Linked DNA regions of Homo sapiens: all the other regions are linked to region 2. A link is a loop called in an ENCODE intact Hi-C map of the cell type or tissue named here. Cell type or tissue: PC-9. All regions are shown on one strand.

Region 1 (8,000 bases), 53 kb before region 2:
AAGAAACCTCAGTCCTCTAACTGCCAGAAACAATCTGCCAGCTGCCTGAATACCTTGGAAAACAACTCACCTCCGGAGCCTTCAATAAGAGGCCAGCCTGGCTAACACCTTGATTTCGCCCTGGAGTAGACCTAAGCCAAAAACCCAGGGGAGCCCACCTGGTCTTCTGACTTTGAGATAACAAATGAGTGTTGTTTAAAGTAGCTAAATTGTGGTGATTTTTAAGTGCAGCAATGGGAAATAAGGCCGGGCACAGTGGCTCACGCCTTAATCCCAGCACTTTGGGAGGCCGAGGCGGGGGGATCACCTGAGGTCAGGAGTTTGAGACCAGCCTGGCTAACATGGAGAAACCCCGTCTCTACTAAAAATACAAAAATTAGCCAGGTGTGGTGGCAGGTGCCTGTAGTCCCAGCTACTTGTGAGGCTGAGGCAGGAGAATCACTTGAACCCGGGAGGTGGAGGTTGTGGTGAGCCAAGATCACGCCACTGCACTCCAGCCTGGGCAACAAGAGCAAAACTCCATCTCAAAAAAAAGAAAAGAAAAAAAAGAAAATGAAGACATTGGGTTACTCTTTTACCAAGTAACATGAAATTGCCCATGTTCGTGCAGGTGGTAGTGGACAGAACTCCAGAATTGTGTACTGTAATTAAAACAGTGTTTGCTGGCCTGGTATGGTGGCTCACACCTGTAATCCCAGGCCGAGGCAGGCAGATCACCTGAGCTCAGTAGTTCAAGACCAGCCTGGCCAACATGGCAAAACCCCATCTCTACTAAAAATACAAAGTTCAACTGGGTGCGGTGGTGTGCACCTGTAATCTCAGCTACTGGGAAGCTGAGGCAGGAGAGTTGCTAAGACATTATTAAAAATTTGATATTGCTTTCTCATAGCACTGGAGTGTGGGAATAAATGAGATAAAAAGAGGAAATTCTGGATAAGAGATTTGATACTGAGAGAAAAATCACAGAGAAGATTCTACTTAGAAAAGAGTAGTATGTTCTAGATTTATGGAAAAATTATTATATTTTTAAGAGTAGTGTGTTGAAGCTGGCTTCTCTTACCTTACAAAAGCCAATTGTTAAGTTTTCAGGAATCTAGAGAGTTACTTGTTATTTTATTTATTTATTTATCTTGACATGGAGTCTCTCTCTGTTGCCCAGGCTGGAGTGCAACGGGGCAATCTCAGCTCACTGCAACCTCCACCTCCCAGGTTCAAGCAATCCTTCTGCCTCAGCCCCCCGAGTAGCTGGGATCACAGGCGGCCGCCACCACGCCTGGCTAATTTTTGTATTTTTTGTGGAGACGAGGTTCCACCATGTTGGCCAGGCTGGTCTCGAACTCCTGACCTCAGGTGATCCACCTGCCTCGGCCTCCCAAAATGCGAGGGTTACAGGCGTGAACCACTGTGCCCATCCTGAGGGTCACTTGTTAGATACAGCTATCATTAAAAGTTAAGTTACAAAAACTTTCAACTAAAGAAGTTGTATTAGTGGCCAGGCGCGGTGGCTCACGCCTGTAATCCCAGCACTTTGGGAGGCCGAGGCGGGCAGATCACGAGGTCAGGAGATTGAGACCATCCTGGCTAACATGGTGAAACTCCATCTCTACTAAAAATACAAAAAATTAGCCGGGCATGGTGGCGGGCGCCTGTAGTCCCAGCTACTCGGGAGGCTGAGGCAGGAGAATGGCGTGAACCCGGGAGGTGGAGCTTGCAGTGAGCCGAGATGGCGCCACTGCACTCCAGCCTGGGCGACAGAGCAAGACACCATCTCAAAAAAAAAAAAAAAAAAAAGAAGTTATATAAAAACAGGTAAAAAATGCCCCCCCAACTCATCTTTCTTAAGTTTACATTTTATTATTATCTATGCTCTTGAGATTATTTACATCTAATGCATTTGTATGGCAGAAATACTATATGATGGTTTGCTTTTTTCAATTTCTTTCTCACTCTGTATTAAGTGGTATGGCAGTTGAAGCTTGAATTTGGCCATGATGAGAGTACTTACACCATAGAAACAGGCAAATGCCTTTTCTAAGCCAATGAGATATCAGGAAAGCTTTTCAGAGACTTGGATCAGAGCTAAGGCCTTTTTCCTATTGGATGTGGACCAAAGAGAATGCAAACTCGGGCACTGGCGGCAGCCATCTTGCCAGTGTTTAGGGAGACTCCAGTGAGAGTGGAGCCAACATAGCAAAAGGCAGGAGAGAGAGATGGAGACAAACCGGTACTGCGGTCATGGCTTGTTCATTTCCAGCAGTACCTGGTCCCACCCCTAACCCTACACTTTTTTTTTTTTTTTTTTTTCAGTAAGAGACAGGGCTTCACTCTGTCCTCCAGGCTGGAGTTAAGTGGTGCAATCATAGTTCACTGAAGCCTCAAACTCTTGGGTTCAAACAGTCCTCTAGCTTCAGCCTCCCTAGTCACTGGGACAATAGGCTGTGCCACCATGTTCAGTTGTTTTTGTTTTTGTTTTGAGACAGGGTCTCGCTCTGTCGTGCAGGCTGGAATGTAGTGGTGTGATCATGGCTCACTGCAGTCTCAACCCCCTGGGCTCAAGCAATCCCCCCACCTCAGCCTCCCGAGTAGCTGGGATTACAGATGTGTGCCACCATACTGGCTAATTTTTGTATTTTTTGTAGAGATGGGGTTTCGGCCATGTTGCCCAGGCTGACCTCAAACTCCTGGGCTCAAGCAGTCCTCCCACCTGGGCCTCCCAAAGTGCTGGGATTACAGGGTGAGCCACCATGCCGGGCCCTTTACACTTTTTAATTAAGCCAATACATTTTTTTTGTATTTAAGTCAGTTGGGTTGAATTTTCTATCATTTACATTAAAATCACTTTAAATGACACAGCAACGTCTGCACCAGGTCCAGAATTACACTGCTAGCCCCCAAAGTGGCTTCACTTGGTAACAATAACTTAGTCAGAGGGATGGGAATTCTCCATCCTCAATCGTGTTCTGATCTTATATTATAATCCTCTCTTTCACAAACAGATGTTTGCTTCATCTAATAAGCCTTATATAATTTCCCTTGCAGGCTGGGATCAGTTCTCAGTAAACACTTTTGTTAGAGTGATATTCTTTTTTTTTAATTAAAAAAGATTCAAAAAAATAGAAACGGGGTCTTGCGGATAGGATAGGTATTCTTAGCTGCTGGTAACCTAACAGCTACCCTGCCCTACCTTCCTCTTCCGTGATAATGAAAATCGATTTTTATTTAGAGCTGCAAAGCCCCAGAAGATGAGTCATGATTCTTCTAAGTGCATCATGGTAATCTCATTACCCTTTATCACATAATTGCTTTCCAGCCTTCCTTACAGCTAAGTTTGGCCATGGAACCCAGTTCCATGGCTTCTACTCTTAGAAGGCACACATATACAAGCATTTTCATGTCTGTAATCACTCAGCAAATATTTGCCTTGTACCATGTAGTGTGCTGGGCACTAGAACCACAGAGATGAACAAAACATCTGGTCATTAACTTTCTTCACCTTCATGACTTTTTTTTTTTTCTATGTTTGAGAATAATACAAGGTGGCATTAGTGGCTTTAAAACCCCAAAATATAACCTCAAATTTTAATCTTGTTTATTCATTCTCAGAGTGCCTTGCTGAATTACAGCTAGTTAATGTGTGGTGATCAAGTTAGATCTAAAGTCTATATAGGCCAAACATGCATTGATAGAAATTCTATTTCTTTTTTGAAAGTCTTATCTGTATTTCTTTTTTTTTTTTTTTTTGGAGACAGAGTTTTGCTCTTTCGCCCAGGCTGGAGTGAAGTGGTGCAATCTCAGCTCACTGCAACCTCCGCCCCCTGGGTTCAAGTGATTCTCCTGCCTCAGCCTCCCGAGTAGCTGGGATTATAGGCACCCACCACCACATCTGGCTAATTTTAGTATTTTTAGGAGAGACAGGGTTTTGCCACGTTGGCCAGGCTGGTCTTGAACTCCTGACCTCAGGTGATCCACCAGCCTTGGCCTCCCAAAGTGCTAGGATTACAAGCGTGAGCCACCGTTCCCAGCCTGTACTTCTTATATGACAGTGTAAAATGAAGGCCACTATGTATTTCAATTAATGGCATCTAAACTTGGTTCCTCACTTGGGTAGTACACGGAGCAGTTTCTTTTTTTGTGAATTCTAAAGCAAACCTTGTTAACTCTGAACAGATCTTGAGAGATCTAATGTCAGAAGTATGTATTAAGCACCTAAAGTCTTTACCTTCAGTTTTTCTAAATATTTTACCTCCAGTTGATGCCACCTCTGAATCCACATTTGGAAATTCATAATTCTTCAGGTATTTTTTCTTTTATGGGGTAGAACCTCTCATGAATATTTTTTAGTGGGTTGAAACATAGTTACATAGGGTTAATATTTACAGTCACCTAAATTTGTTTCTTTCTTTACCGATCCTCATCTCTGTGCCTCTGGATGAGATTGTGCACCTGAACTGCAGGCTTCCTTTAGGACCTCATTGGCATTGCCTTGTGGTGACTCACCATTATAGTAAATTCCACCCAGCTCAAACTAATCCCAAAATAGGGTTCAGAGATTACAGACAAAGGCTGGGCTAATTCTTTGCATAACAGCCAAGTGGTAGAGCAGAAAAAACATGAATCAGAGAGTCCTAGATTCAAATCCCAGTTTGATCATTTGCAGACACTTTGACTTACAGCATTTTGAGTATCATCACTGAGCCTCCCTTCCTCATTTGTGAAGAGGGATTATATGACTGGTAGAATTGAATTTTAAGAAGACAAGACTCAAAGATATGGAGAAATGATCTAAGCCGTATGTTGTATATGCAGTGCACTCCTGTTTAATCCTGACAGTAAATGGTAAGGAGGGGAGGAGGTGGTGCCAGTTACCCATGAAATAGCTACAAATTAGAGCATACAGATGTGGCTTCATGGGAAGATTTGTGCTTGGACTTAATTTGAAAAAGAAAATGCTATAAGGGATTACTCACCTTATAGCATTTGTGTTGTAAGGAGTCAATAAGATCATCATACGAGTGAAGTGCCAAAGACTATGCCTGGCCCATAGATGTCATTAAAAATGGTAGTTACAGTACTTTTTTCTGCCTAACTATAAAGCAGCATCATTGTCTGAGGTAAATACCTGAGGTTCGTCATCTCATGCCAGGGAAATCGGGGATGCGGACACATAAGAAGTGAGTTTAAGAGCAGAGGTTTAACAGAGGAAAGAGAAAAGAGAATAGCTCTCTCCGGGTGCCCAAGTGGGTCTTCCAGTTTCATGGTGAAATGCACAGGATTTTATAGAGGAGCTGGAGGAGGTGGTGTCTGATTTACATAGGGCCTGAGAGGTTGGTTGGACCAGGTGTACCATTTGCATAGTATGCAAAGAAGATAGCTATCCCATCCTAATCTTTTATTATGAAGATGGGGTCTCTACCTGGCCAGTGCCATGTTGTCTGCTTTTTTACTGCACATGTGGTGATGAAGAAAAGGAAAAAGATAACCTCCATGTTGAATACACCTGCCTTCCAGGTATCCCTTTTCTATTGGCACAGCTGCTGGCATTTACCTATGGAGGCTTTTAGCTTGCTTATCTATGCCTGCACCATGATTTTTTGGGCTGCTTTTTATTAAAAGGAAATCTTATCGAGGACTCTCTCACCCTTACTATCTGCCTAAATAATTTCTTTCTGGCTCCTGTATCAACTAGATTGAAAGTTCCATGAGGACTCAAATCTGATGGATCCCAGTTGCTGTTTTTCCAGTAACTAGAATAGTGCTGGGCACATGCTAGACACTTAACAAATACTTGGTAATTGATTGTTATAATTATTATCATAAAAGTCAGGTAAACTCCAGTGCCTTCTTCAAAGAATCCTGCCTCCATCCTCTTTTTCAAATTAAGTCTAAGCACAAATCTTCCCATGAAGCCACATCTGTATGCTCTAATTTGTAGCTATTTCATGGGTAACTGGCACCACCTCCTCCCCTCCTTACCATTTACTGTCAGGATTAAACAGGAGTGCACTGCATATACAACATATGGCCTAGATCATTTCTCCATATCTTTGAGTCTTGTCTTCTTAAAATTCAATTCTACCAGTCATCCTTGATTGTTAAACAATTGCTGGGCACTGTGCTGGGTTCTAGAAAAGAAACAGTAGCTGCCTCTAGGAGTACCTAGTCTTTCGGTGGATACAGCTTTGTAATCTAACGATTACATCACAAGGTGATATGAAAAGCTATATGCACAGAGTATCTAGGTAGCAGAGATGGGAGAAAGTGATTATCTTTCTCAAAAATTAGGGAAGACTTCCTAGGGGAGGTTATAAGGACATGTGACTTTTCAAGGAAGGTCAGGAATTTTCCAGCTGGTTAAGGTGGGAGAAGAATATTCCAAGGAGAGTAAACAGTATGTGCCCAAGGGCATGAGATAGCAGTATATTATCCTGGAGAGCCTAGAAGCAATTCAGTACTGTTGGAGCATAATGGAGAAGCTGGGAAATAAGGAGGGGGCCAGGAAATTGAGGGTGCTAAGTCCAGAGACAGAGCCAGTGGCCATATGTAACAAAGTTTTGAATGTCATAAACACTGTAGGTGACGGGGACCCCGGAATGGGATTATCTGAGGAACCTTAGAAATGACCTTTGATAGCAGGGTAGAAAATACGCCAGGAGAGAAAGAAAAGGAGATTAAAGCTGCACAATACTTCAGGAAGAAGTATGAGTGGTCTAGATGAGAAACACCGAGGGCCTGATTTATAGCAGGATGAGCCGCAGACAAAACTCCTCAGACACCGAGTTAAAGAAGGAGCAGTTTATTCGGCCAGGAGCATCGGCAAGACTCCTGTCTCAAGAGCCGAGCTCCCCGAGTGAGCAATTCCTGTCCCTTTTAAGGGCTCACAACTCTAAGGGGGTCCACGTGAGAGGGTCATGATCGATTGAGCAAGCAGGGGGTACGTGACTGGGGACTGCATGCACCAGTAATCAGAACGAAACAGCACAGGACAGGGATTTTTACAATGCTCTTCCATACAATGTCTGGAATCTATAGATAACATAACCGGTTAGGTCAGAGGTCGATCTTTAACTGCCAGGCCCAGGGCGTAGCGCCGGGCTGTCTGCCTGTGGATTTCATTTTTGCCTTTTAGTTTTTACTTCTTCTTTCTTTGGAGGCAGAAATTGGGCATAAGACAATATGAGGGGTGGTTTCCTCCCTTAGATTGAGGCAGTGCTGATGAGGCAGAAAGACAGATTGAGCTGATTTTTAGGAGAGAAAATTCAGAATTGATAAAGCTAGCTTGGTCTTTGAGTGTAGGAAGATAAAAAGAAGAAAAAATAGCACTCTTGTTGTGTATCTCTTACTTGGAAAATGTAATGCTAAGCACATAAAAATGCTCAGAAAGTTATTTAATAAGTAAGTCTCCATAGCATTATCTGGTCTTGATTTAATTTTATTTCCAATTTTAAAATTACTTTCTATTAACTGGAACCTCCCATGCTTTACCCAGCCTTTTGGTGTGTTTCCAGTCTACAAGGATTCTCTTAATATTTCCAAGTAGAAAACTAAAAGGTGACTTTGTTTTCCAATCACATATTTATCTATTTAGATAGTCATTAGCATAGTATTCAAAAGCCATCTAAGAATGACGTTGCATGACTAAAAACAAAGAAGGAAAGATGTCAAACCTCAATACACAAGCATGAGCCTTCTTTTCATTGCAGGCCACACAGAGGAACACCACAATTTTTCTTAGTATTGAAGTTCATCTCAACCTCAACCAATCTTTAACTGTGTATCATAGAGTTTTTTTTTCATAGAAAACAATTTCCAGTTTACAGAAAGAAATGTCAAACTCAGTCTATCAGAGCTTTAGAATTAACAAGGAAGATGAACAACACAGTATAAGCAAAATTGCTCGTTTTTGTAAGCTAACTGCAACCACAGAGGTGAGAAAGTCTTCCATTGATATGATGGCTATCATGCATATATTTTTATATGTTTCTAAGAATTGAAAGTAGAAC
Region 2 (8,000 bases):
TTTGGTGAGACAAGGTCTGGCTCTGTTGCCCAGGCTAGAGTGCAGTGGTGTGATCATGGCTCACTGCAGCCTCGACTTGCTGGGCTCAAGTGATCCTCCCACTTTGGCCTCCTGAGTAGCTAGGACTACAGGTGTGTGCCGCCACACTGGGCTAATTTTTAAATTTTTATCTTTTTTTTTTTGTAGAGATGGGGGTCTTACTATGTTACCCAAGCTGGTCTCAAACTCCTGGCCTCAAGCAGTGCGCCCACCATGGCATCCCAAAGTGCTGGGATTACAGGTGTACCTTACCAATCACATCTTCTAATCGAATGAAAATTTGATGGATTCATTGTTCCTGTAAGCATAGTAAAGAATTTGACCTCACCCAAAGAGAGGTCTGGTCTTTCTCTTCGGCTAACCTCAAAACCTTTGGAATTTCCTAAGAGTTAGGGGTGTCTTTGTTATTCATGATGGGTCTCTCTTGCCACACCTGAGAGTTGGTACTGGGATGACTCAGAGTGGGGCCAGCCACATCTTGTAAACTTAAGGTGGGAACTGGCTTGCCACAATGATCCACTCTGTGTTTAAAGGAGGGGAGCTTTGTAAGATCAGGCCCACCTCCAGGGAATCTCAATGCTAGGCCTGGCCAAGACCTGCAGAGAATAGTTTCTGGACACTGAAGATGATGAATGCTAATACAGAGCTAAAAAGACGCAACACGAATAAATCTTTTTCAGATCCCTCTCAGAAGAGGTTCAGTGGATGTTGGATGAGATGCTGAAATGAAAGAAATGGATTCAAGCAAAAAGCAAAAAAAAAAAAAAAAAAAAAAACCCTTGAAGTGGCTCATGCCTGTAATCCTAGCACTTTGGGAGGCCCAGATGGGTGGATCACCTGAGGTCAGGAATTCAAGACCAGCTTGGCCAACATGGCGAAATGCTGTCTCTACAAAAATACAAAAATTAGTCGAGCTTGATGGTGGGCGCCTGTAATCCCAGCTACTCAGGAGGCTGAGGCAGAAGAATCGCTTGAACCTGGGAGGCAGAAATTGCAGTGAGCTGAGATTGCACCACTGCATTCCAGAGCAAGACTCTGTCTCAAAAAAAAAAAAAAAAAAAAGTAGTCTTCTCCACACAGATCTGCCTGGGAGTTGGTTCTCCTTTCCTGTCTCTGCATTTATAAAACTGTTTTTCTTAGTGCTTTATTTCACAATTATTTTATTTAAGAAGACGAATATTTCTTTTGAAAAGAAATGGTTGCATGTACTAAATCGTTAAATTCAAAGTACTTAATGTTGAAGTCTTTCAGCTCAGATAAATCCATGTCCTGTGAAAGCTGTGTGGTCCTGGGCCTTCACCTCCATTTCACAGACACCAAGACAGTGACCAGCAGCACTTAAAGGAAGGCTGTTTTTCTTCAACAGAGCTTCAAATCTGTTCACATTTGGTGAATGTGAGTCCACCTTAAGTTTTCTGTTGCTTTTTAAACAACTACTGTAATGATATATGTTACTGTCACAGTGGCTCATGCCTGTAATCCCAGCACTCTGAAAGGCCAGGGTGGGTGGATCACCTGAGGTCAGGAGTTCAAGACCAGCCTGGCCAACGTGGTGAAACCCCATCTCTACTAAAAATACAAAAAATTAGCTGGGCGTGGTGATGGATGCATGTAATCCCAGATACTTGGGAGGCTGAGGCAGGAGAATTGCTTCAACCTGGGAGGTAGAGGTTGCAGTGAGCTGAGATGGCGCCATTGCCTGGGCAACAAGAGTGAAACTCCATCTCAGAAAAAAAAAAATACGTTACTGTTAAAACCTATTTTTGGCCTAGCGTGGCGGCTCATGCCTGTAATCCCAGCACTTTGGGAGGCCACGGTGGTCGGATCACGAGGTCAGGAGTTCCGAGACCAGCCTGGCCAACACGGTGAAACCCCATCTCTACAAAAGATAGAAAAAAATATAAGCCAGGTGTGGTGGCATGCGCCTGTAATCCCAGCTACTCGGGAGGCTGAGGCAGGATGATTGCTTGAACCTGGGAGGCAGAGATTGCAGTGAGCCGAGATCGCGCCATTGCACTCCAGCCTGGGCAACAGGGAGAGACTTGGTCTCAAAAAAAACAAACACTTTTTTTTTTCATGAACATGTACTATATTTGAAAAAGCAGGGGCCACTAAATGCTAACTTATAAATAACTCTGAATATCTGGATGCTGTGTCATTGCAGGTTATGTTCCTGTTATAAATCTTATTGCTGTTCTAGGATGGATCACACCCAAAAGGGTGATTTCTCAGAAACAGCAATAAAGCTTCCCAAGATAAACTGGATATTATGTGTTCCTCAGACTCTGTGTCTTCTGTTGTTAGTTTTCTTTTTTTGTGTGTGTTTAAACACAAAGATGAGGGATTCCGCTATAATCAGATCACCCTACCCATAACAGGAGGGCATATGCTTGCAATTCTATAGTCTGCAATATTCCTAGGCCATGCTGGTAGCTTTCCTACTGCTCAAGAAATACAGACTATCTTGACTGCTGCATGTCTGCGTAGTGTCCCATTGCTCCATGAAAATGGTTCAACCCAGACTCTGAGGTAAAATACATTAAGCGGTCAACTAACTTGAGTAAAGCAAAATGCATCTCTTTCTTCCTTGTTTTAATGTGTTGTCAATTCCTGGAACACTCAAAGAATCCAAGAGAGAGTTGAAAAAGGTAATGATTAAATAAATAAGGCAATAATAATGACAACCAGTTCAATCCTACCACTGAGGAAGCAATGACTGACTCTGGTAAGCAAATCTCTTTCACCTTTGCTTTATTGTAACACTTGGCTGAGTTTGCTGGGGTGGAGCTCGGTTGATAGGGGAGGAGGACTGGGAGTTTCCAAACCTGACTTCTCACCTGGGTTCTCTTACTCTGACCCTTTGCTACCCTTTCTCCACTCTCTGCTTGACAAAATCCTTCAAGAGCTAGGGACCATCAAGCCTTTTCTCAAATACCCAGCTGGGGATGAAGCTGGAAAACATTATGCTAAGTCAAAAAGTCTGTCAGAAAAAAACATGTTTTGTCTTTTTTGTTTTATGTGTTTTGTTTTTGTTTTCAGAGACAGGGTCTTGCTATGTTGCTCAGGCTGACCTTGAACTCCTGGGCTCAAGCAATTCTCCAGCCTTGGGCTCCTGATAGCTGGGACTAGAGGTGTGCACCATGGCCACCATGCTTGGCTCAAAGACCACATTTTATATAATCCCATTTATAGGAAATGTCCAAGAATAGCAAATCTACAGGGATAGAAAGTAGATTAGTGGTTGCTTAGGGCTGGGGGAAATGGAAAAAGTAGGAATAACAGCTAAAAGGGTATAGGGTTTCTTTCTAGGTTGATGACAATGTTCTGAAATTGATTGTGGTAATGGTTGCATAACTCTGTGAATATACTAAAAACCGTGAATTATACACTTTTAGGGGTGATTTGTATGGTATGTGAATTATATCTCAATAAAGTTGTGATTTAAAAAATACTCAATTGTACAAGAAGGCAGCACTGAGTGATAGTTAAGCACATGGACTTCAATGCCAGAGAGGTTTGGGTTCAAATTCTGGCCACACCATGTATTTGATGTGTAAAATTGAGCCTGCTATTCTTTTCCTCATTGGTCAAATGAGGGAAAATAATAGTAAGTGGATAAGAGAATTCTTGTGAGGATTAATGGGATCATACATTTACAGCCCTTAGCACAATACCTGGACGTTGCAAGCATTCAAAAAATAGTGATTTAAAATGTTTTCTTTTCTCTTGGAATCTCTTAGCCCTTTGTATATTAAGGCCCTGAGAAGTATGACATTGACTGATGTAAACCTCCCTTAGTGGATTGTAAGCATTTTTGCAGACTTGGACTTCCTGGAGTTGGTCTTAACTTAGCTTTCCATATCAGTGTCAATATCAACATCAATATCAATATCAATATCAATTGTTGGTAGAAGAATAGACTCCACTGAGCTACGCATATACAATACAATATATTGATATTGCATCAGTATCAATTTTTACCCCTAGTTGGTGCTAAATCTGTGTTGTTGAGCTGAATATGCTTGGCTTTCTACACTAGATTGGATGCTTTTTGAGGGTAAATACCTTATATTTATACTCTATATTTATACTCATAACTTATATTTATACTCTATAGAGTCTATCTCAGTAATGAAAACAAATAGGTCACTAGGAAATAGGTGCCAGTTTTGCTTTTTTGCTTTTTTTTTTTTTTGAGATGGAGTTTCGCTCTTGTTGCCCAGGCTGGAATATAACGGTGTGATCTTAGCTCACCACAACCTCCACCTCCCGAGTTCAAACGAGTCTCCTGCTTCAGCCTCCCGAGTAGCTGGGATTACAGGCATATGACACCATGCCTGGCTAATTTTGTATTTTTAGTAGAGATGGGGTTTCTCCATGTTGGTCAGGCTGGTTTTGAACTCCTGACCTCAGGTGATCCTCCCGGTTGGCCTCCCAAAATGCTGTGATTACAGGCGTGAGCCACCACGCCCAGCCAGGAAATAGGCGTTGTTGTATCAAATTCTTTTAATAAGAGGGCAAATGAAAATTCTAACTCCTTAAAGTAGACACTGTCAGTTACTTCCGCACATTTATTTCCTGCCTCCCTCTCTCCATTCTTCCTGGCTGTCAGAGTCCTGAGTTGCTTGGATGTTCAGGCGTGAATCTTGTTCAGCCTAAACCACTCCTATATTTCCATTCTTTTTGCCAGGGATTGATTTAGGGAGGTATCAGTGATGCATTCTTGCGACTGAGATTAGAATAAAAATCTGAGGAAATTTTCTTTTCTTCAAGAAAAGGATAAACAAGGGGAAACATCCCCTTTCCTGGCCCTGGTAGTGGCTGCATGGGGTGACCGTGTCTGGAGCTGAGACACGTAATGTGGGCTCAGCAGCGGTGCCAGTCAGAGAGGATGAGCTAAGGAAGGTACAAGAGCGAAACAGAAAAACCAGACTTTGTGATGACCTTGTTGGCCGCTGAAGTGACCAATACTGGACTTGCAGCATTTTTGTTCTGTGAGATAATAAACCCTGTTATGTCTCAGTCATTTTACTTGGCATTTCTGTTGCTTATTGCTGAAAGTTTCTTGCTGTACTCTTGCATTTGCTATTCCTCACTTTCTTCCTAGGTAAATTCTGGAGGTGGGACTATTGGTAGGAAGAGTAAAGCAACTACAAACCAGGGGACCAAGGAAACCAGGAGGAATCAATAAATAACTAACCAGGTGTTATTTATTATCTATAATTCATGCCTCACCTATTTAAACCTTTAGAAGAGGTGCACATCACAGCCTTACTTTTGTAATGGAGGAAAAAAAACATGACATCAGTTGATCATTAATATAAGGTGGGAAAATAATTTTTTTTTTTTTTTTAAAGACAGGGTCCTGCTTTGTCATCCAGGCTGGAGTACAGTGGTGCAATCACAGCTCACTGCAATCTCCTGGGCTCAAGGAATCCTCCCACCTTAGCCTCCCAAGTAGCTGGGACTACAGCACCCACTGGCTAATTTTTAAATATTTTGTAGACGGAGTCTTGCTATGTTGCCTAGGCTGGTCTCAAATTCCTAGCGATCCTTCTGCCTTAGCCTCCCGAAGTGCTGGGATTACAGGTGTGAGCCACCACGCCCAGCCCCTGAACATATTTTTCATAAAAGTAAAAATATATACATAAAATAGTCACAGAGGAGAAGTGGGCATCTGGCCTCATGTAAGTTTTGGCTGCTGTGGCGCACACCCATGTCAGTCAACAGAGGACATTTATGTGGGTGCTCGTAGAGCAGAGAAGAGTTTTTTGGTGAATAAGAAAGAATTGCTCCCAAAGTACCAGAGGAGAGTGATTACAAGCAGGAAGTAAAATTAAAAAGGAAACTTACTCCGGGCACTTGGAGTAGCACCTGCCTTCATGGAGGAAGAGAGGGTGGCCCGGCTGCATCTGGCATTTTTTGCAAAGATCGGCTCCAGAGCAGATGGCACAGGCCTCCGTACAGTTCTCGCAGCTCCCACTCCTTACGGAAGGCCATGTGCCTTGGGGACAGGAGGAAACACAGGCCTGAGCCAGAAGATATGCACCTAGAAATTCAGGGAAGAGGGAAGATGGGAATAGTCATCATGTGGTTTTCCATGCAGAGACATGGCTTTTTTAAGCTTTCCAAAGACCAAAGTATCCAGGCACTTATTTCAGGCTTACCAAAATATTTGCTAGTGATGCTAAGTCCTCCAGGATGAGTTACATTTCTAGAAGGCAATTGACAGCAAGAGACTTTTGCCTGTTTCTTTCCTATCCTACAGATATTAGGTATAGGTCATGATGGGGCTTCCTTTTGCCCAGTTGATCAGTCTTATTAACACACTCTCTATGTCTTCCTGGTGTAAGGCAGCTGTACATGCACAGCTTGATGGAATCTATTAATACTCTGCTTCCCCAAAGCCCATCTTGTTAGGACACTAACATAGTTGCAACTCTTTTTTTTTTTTTTTGAGAAGGAGTCTTGCTCTATCTCCCAGGCTGGAGTGCACTGGTGCGATCTTGGCTCACTGCGACCTCCGCCTCCCGGGTTCAAGCGATTCTCCTACTTCAGCCTCCTGAGCAGCTGGGACTACAGGCGTGCACCACCACACCTGGCTAATTTTTGTATTTTTAGTAGACACGGGGTTTCACCATGTTGGACAGGTGGGACTCAGACTCCTGACCTCAGGTAATCTGCCCGCTTCAGCCTCCTAAAGTGCTGGCATTACAGGCTCGGCCCAGAGTTACAACTCTTCCACCCAACTCTCCCTTTAACAGGGGATCCACCTATTTTTCAATCGAAAAACAACTGATACTCATTAAGAAAACCAATTTTCAAAATCACTCTCACACCCAAGATTCCAGGAAAATGCTTTAGCTTTTTGAGTGTAACCTTTTATATTTTATATGATTATAATTGTGGCTTGCCTATTATTGTAAATTTTTCTGCTTTTGCATCAGATTCCACTATTAACATTGTACATTCCAACGTGGACTTTATAATGATCATGGAAACATGTAAACATTCTTTTTTTTTTTTTTGAGGCAGCGTCTTGCTCTGTCATCCAGGTTGAAGTGCACACTGCAACCTCTACCTCCCAGGTTCAAGTGATCTCATGTCTCAGCCTCCCACGTAGCCTGGGATTACAGGCATGTGCCAACACATGTGGCTAATTTTTGTATTTTTAGTAGAGACGGGGACTTGCCATGTTGGCCAGGCAGGTCTCCAACTCCTGGCCTCAAGTGATCCTCCTGCTTCAGCCTCCCAAAGTGTTGGGATTACAGGCATGAGCCATCATGCCCAGCCCACTTAAACATTCTTTATGTCAGTGTACCATTTAAGTAAAATATTCTCCTAATTCAGGGAAGTTATGTTATTTGTGATTTTTGTTTTTATAGATGAAGCAATTGATAAGTTATCAAGCTGTTATGTTGCTGCTCTTATTCCTTCCTCCCTCCCTCTTCATCATGCCTTTAGATTAAGAAACTTTTTTCTTTTTTAAGACAAGGTCTTGCTCTGTCACCCAGGCTGGAGTGCAGTGGCATGATCATGGTTCACTGCAGCCTTGACCTCCTGGGACCAAGCAATGCTTTCATTTCAGCCTCCCAAGTAGGTGGAACTACAGGGACATGCCACCATGCCCAGCTAATTTTTAAAATTTTTATAGAGATGGGGTCTCACTATGTTTCCCAGGCTGATCTCAAACTCCTGGGCTCAAGAAATCCTCCCGCCTCAGCCTCTCAAAATGTTGGGATTACAGGTGTGAACCACTGTACCTGACCACTTCTTTGTATTGTCCTTTGAAAGCCAGTTTTTATTATTGGTCAATGTTTGGGTCCCTGTGTGTCTCCCGAGTAGCCACTGTAATAGGAACATGTGATGGGAATAGATCAAGGCCTTACAGACCTCCTTACACCAAGATGCCACTACACATGAGTTTCAATGACTTGGCTTGACTGCTGCCATCTTCTGTC
Region 3 (8,000 bases), 350 kb after region 2:
GGCCAATCAATGTTCTGGCCCCCTCCTCTCTACTCTCCAAAGTAAGCCATCTCTTGAATGAAATGTTCTGCTTCAAACAAGAAAAGACAATCACCAAAGTTCTGAGATTCTGTGTAGTTAGTAAAAGTCGACTGAGTCTCTGAAACTTGCGGACCTACTTTTGTCTAGCATTAGAACAATGACATTAAGCTCTGAGAACTGGCATCCAGATCACTTATACAAAATTATAGCTATGTAAAGTTGATTCATTGTCGTTTGTAACCAATTTTCTAACTACTTTTTCTTATGGAGTAATTAGCAGTAGCCTTAGAATGAAGACGAGAACCATCCTCAGCTGTGATGATGCCAGAACCGCCCCCCCACCCCCCGCCATAGAGGGCAGGCCATGAGGTTTCCCCATTGTAGTGGACTTCCAGACCTTCTCTATAGCAATTCCAGTGAACACAAATGTTCCCGAGGACACCAAGGCCATGTTTAGAAAAACAAGTAGGTAATGTACATAACGACATCTATGATGATAAATAATCAAGTCTATAATAAAGAAGGTCACACGAAGTTTTCACACACCTTATCAAATGGTCCCTACCGTTGACTATGGAGAATTTTTGAGTCTTTATGAGATGAATCAGATCTGACCATTTTTCCACATTTCCATAGACATAACTCTAACTTAGATGCTCATTTTCTCCATCTTGCTCACTGAAATCCCTAATAATCCCCTGGCTGGATTTCTATAAAATCTGGCCCTCATGTATTTCATCTTCCAAGCTCTTGCAGTGGACTTCAGTAGGCAAATTCTTTCACCCTCGCACCTTCTAGGTGAGGGCATCTTCCTTTCTATGGTGCTTCCAGAGCACACTATGTTTATCTCTGCCACAACCACTAAGAACAGCAGTTTAACCATTTGTCAGACTTTTTCATGAAGCATATTCCTCTGGAAGAAAGAGGCTATATTTTTCTTATCTGTGTCCCTGGCATCTGGAAGATTACTTGACTGATAACGGATGTGCAATACATGTTTGCTGAATAAATTAACTTACCTGTTAACGCGCGAGCGATATAACAGGACCCTGTGATATACTTAGACTGGCAGTCAAGACCTTGCGTCGGTTGAACTAGTTCCTGAGACTGACCCTTCAACACTTGTTGGACACAGTTGTTCCTTGCTAAGCTTTCAAATCAACTCGATTCAACACACATTTACTCAGCACAATCAGGTGCCAGGCACTGTGCTAGGCACTAGTGTTGCATCAGTGAATCAACAACATCCCTCTGACTCCCTGGATCAGTGAAGATAACTTATTAATTGCTGGCAGTTAACTATAAAAGGCTGGGCCCTGGCCAGGCGCAGTGGCTCACGTCTGTAATCCCAGTACTTTGGGAGGCCCAGGCGGGCGGATCACCTGAGGTCGGGAGTTTGAAACCTGCCTGACCAACATGGAGAAACCCCGTCTCTACTAAAAATACAAAATTAGCTAGGCGTGGTGGCGCATGCCTGTAATCCCAGCTATTCAGAAGGCTGATGCAGGAGAATCATTTGAACCTGGGGAGGCGGAGGTTGTGGTGAGCCGAGATCATACCATTGCACTCCAGCCTCGGCAACAAGAGTGAAACTCTGACTCAAAAAAAAAAAAGGCTGGGCACTGCCCTTGAGGCGCTCACAGCCCAGTGAGGGAGTTATTAGAATACCAAATGACATGTCTTTAGCAACAGAGGAATCCCCTTGGTCCCTTCATGTTCTAAAATGTTCTATCAGGCAACCTTTTGAAAGCTTTAGCATGCTCTTACCACTAAACTGCATTGTATGAAATGGGCCAACAACACAGAAAATAGGCACCCAAGCTTAATCCTCAAGGACTGTTTGTGAAAGCTGTTCCCTTAAGGTACATCATAGCTGCTTCCAGGCTCTGCATTAGAAAATGTTGCTCTCCACATACACGCCATGGAATACTATAAAGCCACAAAAAAGAATGAAATCATGTCGTTTGCAGCAACACGGATGCAGCTGGAGACCATTGTCCTAAGCAAATTAATGCAGGAACAGAAAACCACATGCCGCTATGTTCTCACTTACAAGTGGGAGCTAAACATTGGGTACTCATGGACATAAAGATGGCAACAGCAGATACTGGGGGCTACTAGAGGGCGGAAAAAGTAACTATTGGGCACTATGCTCACTACCTGGATAATGGGATCAATTATACCCCAAGCTTCAGCATCAGGCAATATACCCATGTAACAAAACTGCACATTCACCCCCTGAACCTAAAGTAAAATAGAAGTTGATATTATTAAAGAAAAAAATAAATAAATAAAACACTTAAAAAAGGGGTGGAAATGTTACCCTGTATTTGCAGTAAGATTCAAGAGGAAATGGATTACCTCCTTCCCCCCTTGAAGACTATTTCCTAAGGCTACCTGTGACCCAGATCAAGAGGACCAAAAGCCATATAGAGGCAGAACTAGTTCTCCTTTATGTTAAAGATATAACTTTAACATAAAGTGCTTAAGGGTTTTTCACAACATACACTGTGGTAGAAATAGGATGGACAAAACCAGATGGTTCTAGATCTAATTCTAGGAAGCATTACATAGTATGTGACCCTGCCCAAGTGACTGAACTTATCTAATTTATTTGTTTTTCTCATTTTGTTGTGAGCCAAAGTGCAGGGCACATAATAGGTATTTGGTAGAAAATGGTTCTCTTCCAATTCCACTACCACCCTTCCTACAAAATTGTCACATATGTTTAATGACAGGTCAAGTGGACACCCTGGAAGTGAAAACATGGGTAGGTTCACCTGCTATTCATTAAATTTCATTGAAATCTGTAAAACCACTAAAAGAGATCTACCTCTATAGCGAGAAGAAAGACTTTTTTCAAGAGCACATTCCCATGAGATTGGGATGGCAAGTTGCTCTCCTTATGGGCAATGTATCCAATAAATAACCTACTTGTAAGTAGATCTTAAAAAGTTATTGTTGAGGGGAGACACTTCAGCTGACAACCATGATGTCATTTTCCAATTTGATGCTGCTACACACTGTTCAAAATACAGTAGAGTTTTTGTTTCACAGTCACCATTGCAAGAAATATCCGACAGGCATTTGGGCCAGTCCCCACCAATACACAATCTGTCAAGATTGACTTCTGAAGAGATTGTTCCTTTTTGTGACATGCCTCCAGTGTGGGGTATTGAGTACCCTTTCTAGCCCTGCCTCAGTATAGGTTAGTACGTACCCAAAGTGTTAACCTCAGAGTGATTCCTAGAGACACCGGTTGACACAAGGGCTTAGGGCCAAGAGAGGTCAACACAGCATCTAAGGGCAACACACCCTGAAGTGTGTTGATCCTTGCACTGGACTTGTCTACCTTATGACACCTTTCATCTACCCTCTGGTATATCTGTCTATAATGTGTCCCTGATAGCTCACATGCTGCTGAACTTAGTCCATGTTCCCAATTACAAACCACATCACTGCTAGTAATCTGTAGCCCTCGGGTGGTGGTTGCAGAGTTTAGGATATTGTTCTTCCCAAGAATCCCCTCTTATTTTGGAATCAGTGACTGAAAAAGCAAACAACTGGCTTTCTACATTCATTAATTTTTACTTCATAGACCTAAGAATGGGGGAAATAGCCTTACCAAAAAAGTCACCAATAGGCAGTATGATAATTAATTTTATGTGCCCACTTGACTAGGCCACAGGGTGCCCGGATTAAATACTCTCTTTGGGTATAACTGTGAGGGTGTTTCTGGATAGGATCAGCATCGAATTGGTGGGCTCAGTAAAATGAATTGCCATCCCCAATGTGGGTGGGCATCACTCAATCCACTGATGGCCTGAATAAAACAAAAAGCAGAAGAAGGGAGGATGCATTCCCTTCCCACGTGCCTGCATGAGCTGGGGCACTGGTCTTCTGCCCTAGGGCTGGGATTTCCATCAGTGGCTCCCCTGGTTCTCAGACCTTTGGACTCAGGCTGGAATTACACTACTGGCTTTCCTGGGTCTCTGGCTTGCAGACGCAAATCGTGGGACCTCTCTCAGCTTCTGTAATCAAGTGAATCCACTCCTCATAATTAGTATCTCTCTTTCTCTCTCTCTCTCCACACACACACACACACACACACACACACATATACACACATACACATATATAGGATGTAAACAGGAGATGTATATCTCCTACTGGCCCTGGGTCCCTGGAGAACCCTAATACAGTGCGTACTAAAGGCCTACAAATTGCTTCACTTGGCTGCCTCTTGTGTCCTCCCACAGATGCTTTGCCTTTGGGGCAGGATCTAAGAGATCTTCCAGTTCAAACCCTTCATTTGACAAGCAAAGAACATGAATCCAAGTGGTATCACAACTTATTTGTGATAGGAAAGGTCTGTTCCCCCTCAGGCCTGCCTCTGGACTACTATTCCACCACCATTTCACGGTCTAATCCTTGATGCTTGGCTTTGACATGGAATTGAACCAATATGGATTAATGCTCCCCCACCCCCGCCATTGGCATGAAGAGAAAAGATGCTATTTAAAACAAAGTTTTGGCTTCCTAAACAAATTGTTGATTTGGAATATGGCCTACAAGGAAATAGCCTTGTTACACCTATATAGTAGATACGCAATGAGCACTTAATTAATACATGAAGTTGAAATGGACCATGAATTAACAAAGGCATTCATCAAACCAAAATTCTACTGCTATTAGTCATACATTGGCATTCATGGGCTTTATTCCCTCACCCATACATCAACATGCACACACCTAGTAACCATCAAGTATCAAGGACAAACATCCCAGGTGCAAAGCACAGACTCTCCGCTTACGGAAGGCAGGTGGGGTGGTGCTAGCTGCCCCATAACTCACTGCGTTGTTGGCATGTTTTTTTCAACTGTGTCCTAAACACAAGCTTTATTTCATTGCTTTTATCTCAAGGTGTGGTTAAATATTTGAAAACATTAAGATAATGTCAGAAAGAGGGTTCTAGAATACTCTCAATGTAAGCACACTAGTCAAGCAATTAAATATTCACTGTCTTGAGTGAAAAAAATTAAAAAAGAAAAACATTATAATATAAGATATTTTTAGAACTCTGACTTGGTGTTCTGGCCAAAGAACTTTCACCCAGTTATGATCTGAGCTACCTAAGTATGGAATTTAGATTTCCCTGGTATTCTGGCCAGTGCCTTCTTGAACCCATATACACAATTGAGCATGTTCTCTTGAGGAAAAAAAACGATGCAGCAGAAAGTGTCATCAAATGTGCTCACCAAGAACCACAATGACAGTCCAGATACTCTCCCTACATAGCTTCGAATCCTCTCAACAAAAGAAGCAGTTGGATGTTGTTTCCATTTTCCAGATAGAGAAACTGAGATTCAAAAAGGTTAAGCAAAGTGTCCAAGGCCACGTAAAAATGTGCAGAGCTGGGATGTGAACCCACTCCTAAGCCTCTGCTTTTTCCACTATATGGTATACGGTGACTGAATTTTTTTTTTAATTTTTATTTTTTTGAGACGAAGTCTCGCTCTGTCACCCAGGCTGGAGTGCAATGGCACGATTTCGGCTCACTGCAACCTTTGCCTCCTGGGTTCAAGCAATTCTCCTGCCCCAGTCTCCCAAGTAGCAGGGATTACAGGAGCGTGCCACCATGCCCGGCTAATTTTTGTATTTTTAGTAGAGACGGGGTTTCACCATGTTGGTCAGGCTGATCTCGAACTCCTAACCTCGTGATCCGCCCGCCTCGGCCTCCCGAAGTGCTGGGATTACAGGCATGAGCCACTGTGCCCAGCCAGCTGAATTATTTTTTAACCAAAAGTAAAAACGAACTCAAACAAATGCTCTAACACTACCCCCAGCCCACACCTGGCATGAAGTCTACACCTCTTTAAGTTGGCTAAAAACCACAGGAAAACTAAATGTCAAGAGGCTGTATGTGGCAGACACTGTCAACAAAATGATTCAGGTGAAGATGCCGCTCTATAATTCTTATTCTTCCAAGTTGCTTATTTTAAACACAAAAGTTCCTTAGATTTTCACCATAAATTGTTAGAATTGAAAATGTGAGAATAATTTTAGAGGAAAGCTGTGATTTCCACAGGTCTGCCAAAGCCTGAAGCCCAGAAGAGCCAAGATTATGTTATTTTTCCCCAGAGTGGTATGTTAGTAGAGCCATCTCTCTCTCTTGTTGGATAAAGTATCCCCAAATGCTAACCTGTGAGCCGTGGCCCAATCTGATCTTTTAACTTTGCTTTTATATGGTAATTAAAAAGAGAAAGAAAAAGGAGAATAAAAAATTATGCTAATAAGAATAATAGCTATAATTTATTCATACAACAGTATTAGGAGTGTGGTTGGCATCATGTAAATGACATTATTATGGATGAGGAAACTGGGACTCAGGTTTCATTCTTTGCCCATGTTCCCACAGCTAGTGATTGGCAAAGCAGAATTCAGGCAAGATCTGACTCCAGAACCCATGCGATTAACCAACACACACACAGTGTCTTATGAAGCAAGAGGGGACCAGCTCTGGGTGTGCGCAGAGGCCCATTCAGGGCTGTGCTGCCACTCAGCACTTCTGTGGGTCCCATTTCAATTTCCGCCAGCCACTTGGGTGTGATGTCTTCCTGACATCAGTGAATTCACTGATGTGGCCACAGTGTACAGATGGGCCAAATTATGTGTGCCCATCACAAATGCTGGTTCTCGATCAGCTTCCAAATCTCTGCTGAGAGCTCCGTGAGCAGATGACAATGAGTGTCTACTTCAGCCTGCCTCTTTTCAAGGTTAGGCTGCACAGTGGAGCCAGGCACACACTCCAGCACCACAATTTAAAACCTACTATCTGTTCTCCTGCAAATACCCAGTTGTCAAAATGCAACAGTTTTGATTCTTATGAAAGAGCCACTCTACCGCATTCCTAGCCCTCAACATCCAGCTGGCTCCAGGATGAATCTGCCAAGACTCTCACCCCATGTGCTCGCTGATTGCCTGGCCCCTGGCCCAGCTGGATCTGCACCTGCCGAGTTGCCAGGCCTGGTGTGAAGCCAAGCGCTTTCTCCACATCCTCCTTTTGACCCAGGAGCTGAAGAAGTCTTTCTGAATGAGCTAAAGGAAGAACGACATATCCACCCTTCAGAGCCCACATCAAAGGCCTCCTCTTCTGAGAAACCACCCATGCTCCTTCCCAGCTCCTCCCAATCCTCAACTCCACTCAGAGAGGTCTTCCCTGACCACACTCTCTCAACGTGGCCCCCTCCCCCAGTTACTTGAGCACCACCCTGCAGACCTGCCTTCTAGTGCTCACCACAATCCCAATCCATGCTGGTTATTTATGTTTATCTGTTTATTTTCCATACCCGCACAGGAACCCTGTACTCTACCTGGGCAGTAACCTCACAGCCTCCATCCCTACTGCCCATGGTGAGCACAGCGCCGGGGATACAGCAGATAATCAATACCAGAATTAGTGCTGTCCAACAAAAAGAGAATGCAAGGCGTGCTAGTTTAAATTTACTAGTGTCCACATTGAAGATGCAAAAAGAAACAGTTGAGATGATTTTTTAACAATATGCTTTATTTAACCCAGCATATCCAAAATATTATCACTTCATCATGTAGGCGATATAAAAATTACTAATGAGCTATTTTACGTTCTCTGCCTTTAAAATCAGCTGTGTCCTTCACTTACAGCACATCTCAGTTTGGATGCCAAGTTTTCACCAGAGATATTTGATCTGCATTTAGATCTCATAAAATTGACAGTTGAAATAGGTTCATATACCCAAATCATATCAAACATACTTAAACATGTTCTAATAAGTCAAGTGTCAGTTGTAAAATTTGAATTTAAAGTTAATACAATTTAATTAAGTGAAATTAAAAATCCAGTTCCTCAGACGTACTAGCCACATGCCAAGCACACAATGGCCACAGTGGTTAGCGGCTGCCATATTCAGGAGTCAGATTTGAATGATTAAATGAGAGAA

The links. A loop is a pair of places that touch in the nucleus more often than their neighbours do. Peaks named below come from ENCODE experiments on the same cell type or tissue, not always from the same donor. Only the 100,000 strongest peaks of a DNase experiment are listed, where the experiment ranks them.
Region 1: it touches region 2 in a loop (5-fold over the local background); 7 of 110 quality-filtered maps call a loop at or near these places.
Region 3: it touches region 2 in a loop (2.8-fold over the local background); 4 of 110 quality-filtered maps call a loop at or near these places.

What each region holds. Positions count from the first base shown.
Region 1 is chr9:76,361,753-76,369,752 of GRCh38, reverse strand. It overlaps PCSK5 (proprotein convertase subtilisin/kexin type 5), which reads right to left. Exons shown (of 38, transcript NM_001372043.1): 38 at 6,778-8,000. Among named protein-coding and RNA genes, the nearest start is that of RFK, 29 kb to the left of the region's middle. RefSeq lists a silencer at 4,366-4,660. In PC-9, no CTCF peak of the experiment used is centred here; DNase peaks (open chromatin) are centred at 3,246 and 4,532; H3K27ac peaks cover 893 bases.
Region 2 is chr9:76,308,744-76,316,743 of GRCh38, reverse strand. It overlaps PCSK5 (proprotein convertase subtilisin/kexin type 5), which reads right to left. Exons shown (of 38, transcript NM_001372043.1): 30 at 5,893-6,088. Among named protein-coding and RNA genes, the nearest start is that of RFK, 82 kb to the left of the region's middle. In PC-9, no CTCF peak of the experiment used is centred here; a DNase peak (open chromatin) is centred at 4,993; H3K27ac peaks cover 1,878 bases.
Region 3 is chr9:75,961,401-75,969,400 of GRCh38, reverse strand. The region is part of intron 2 of PCSK5 (proprotein convertase subtilisin/kexin type 5); the gene reads right to left. Among named protein-coding and RNA genes, the nearest start is that of PCSK5, 75 kb to the right of the region's middle. In PC-9, no CTCF peak of the experiment used is centred here; DNase peaks (open chromatin) are centred at 4,750, 5,160 and 7,010; H3K27ac peaks cover 3,461 bases.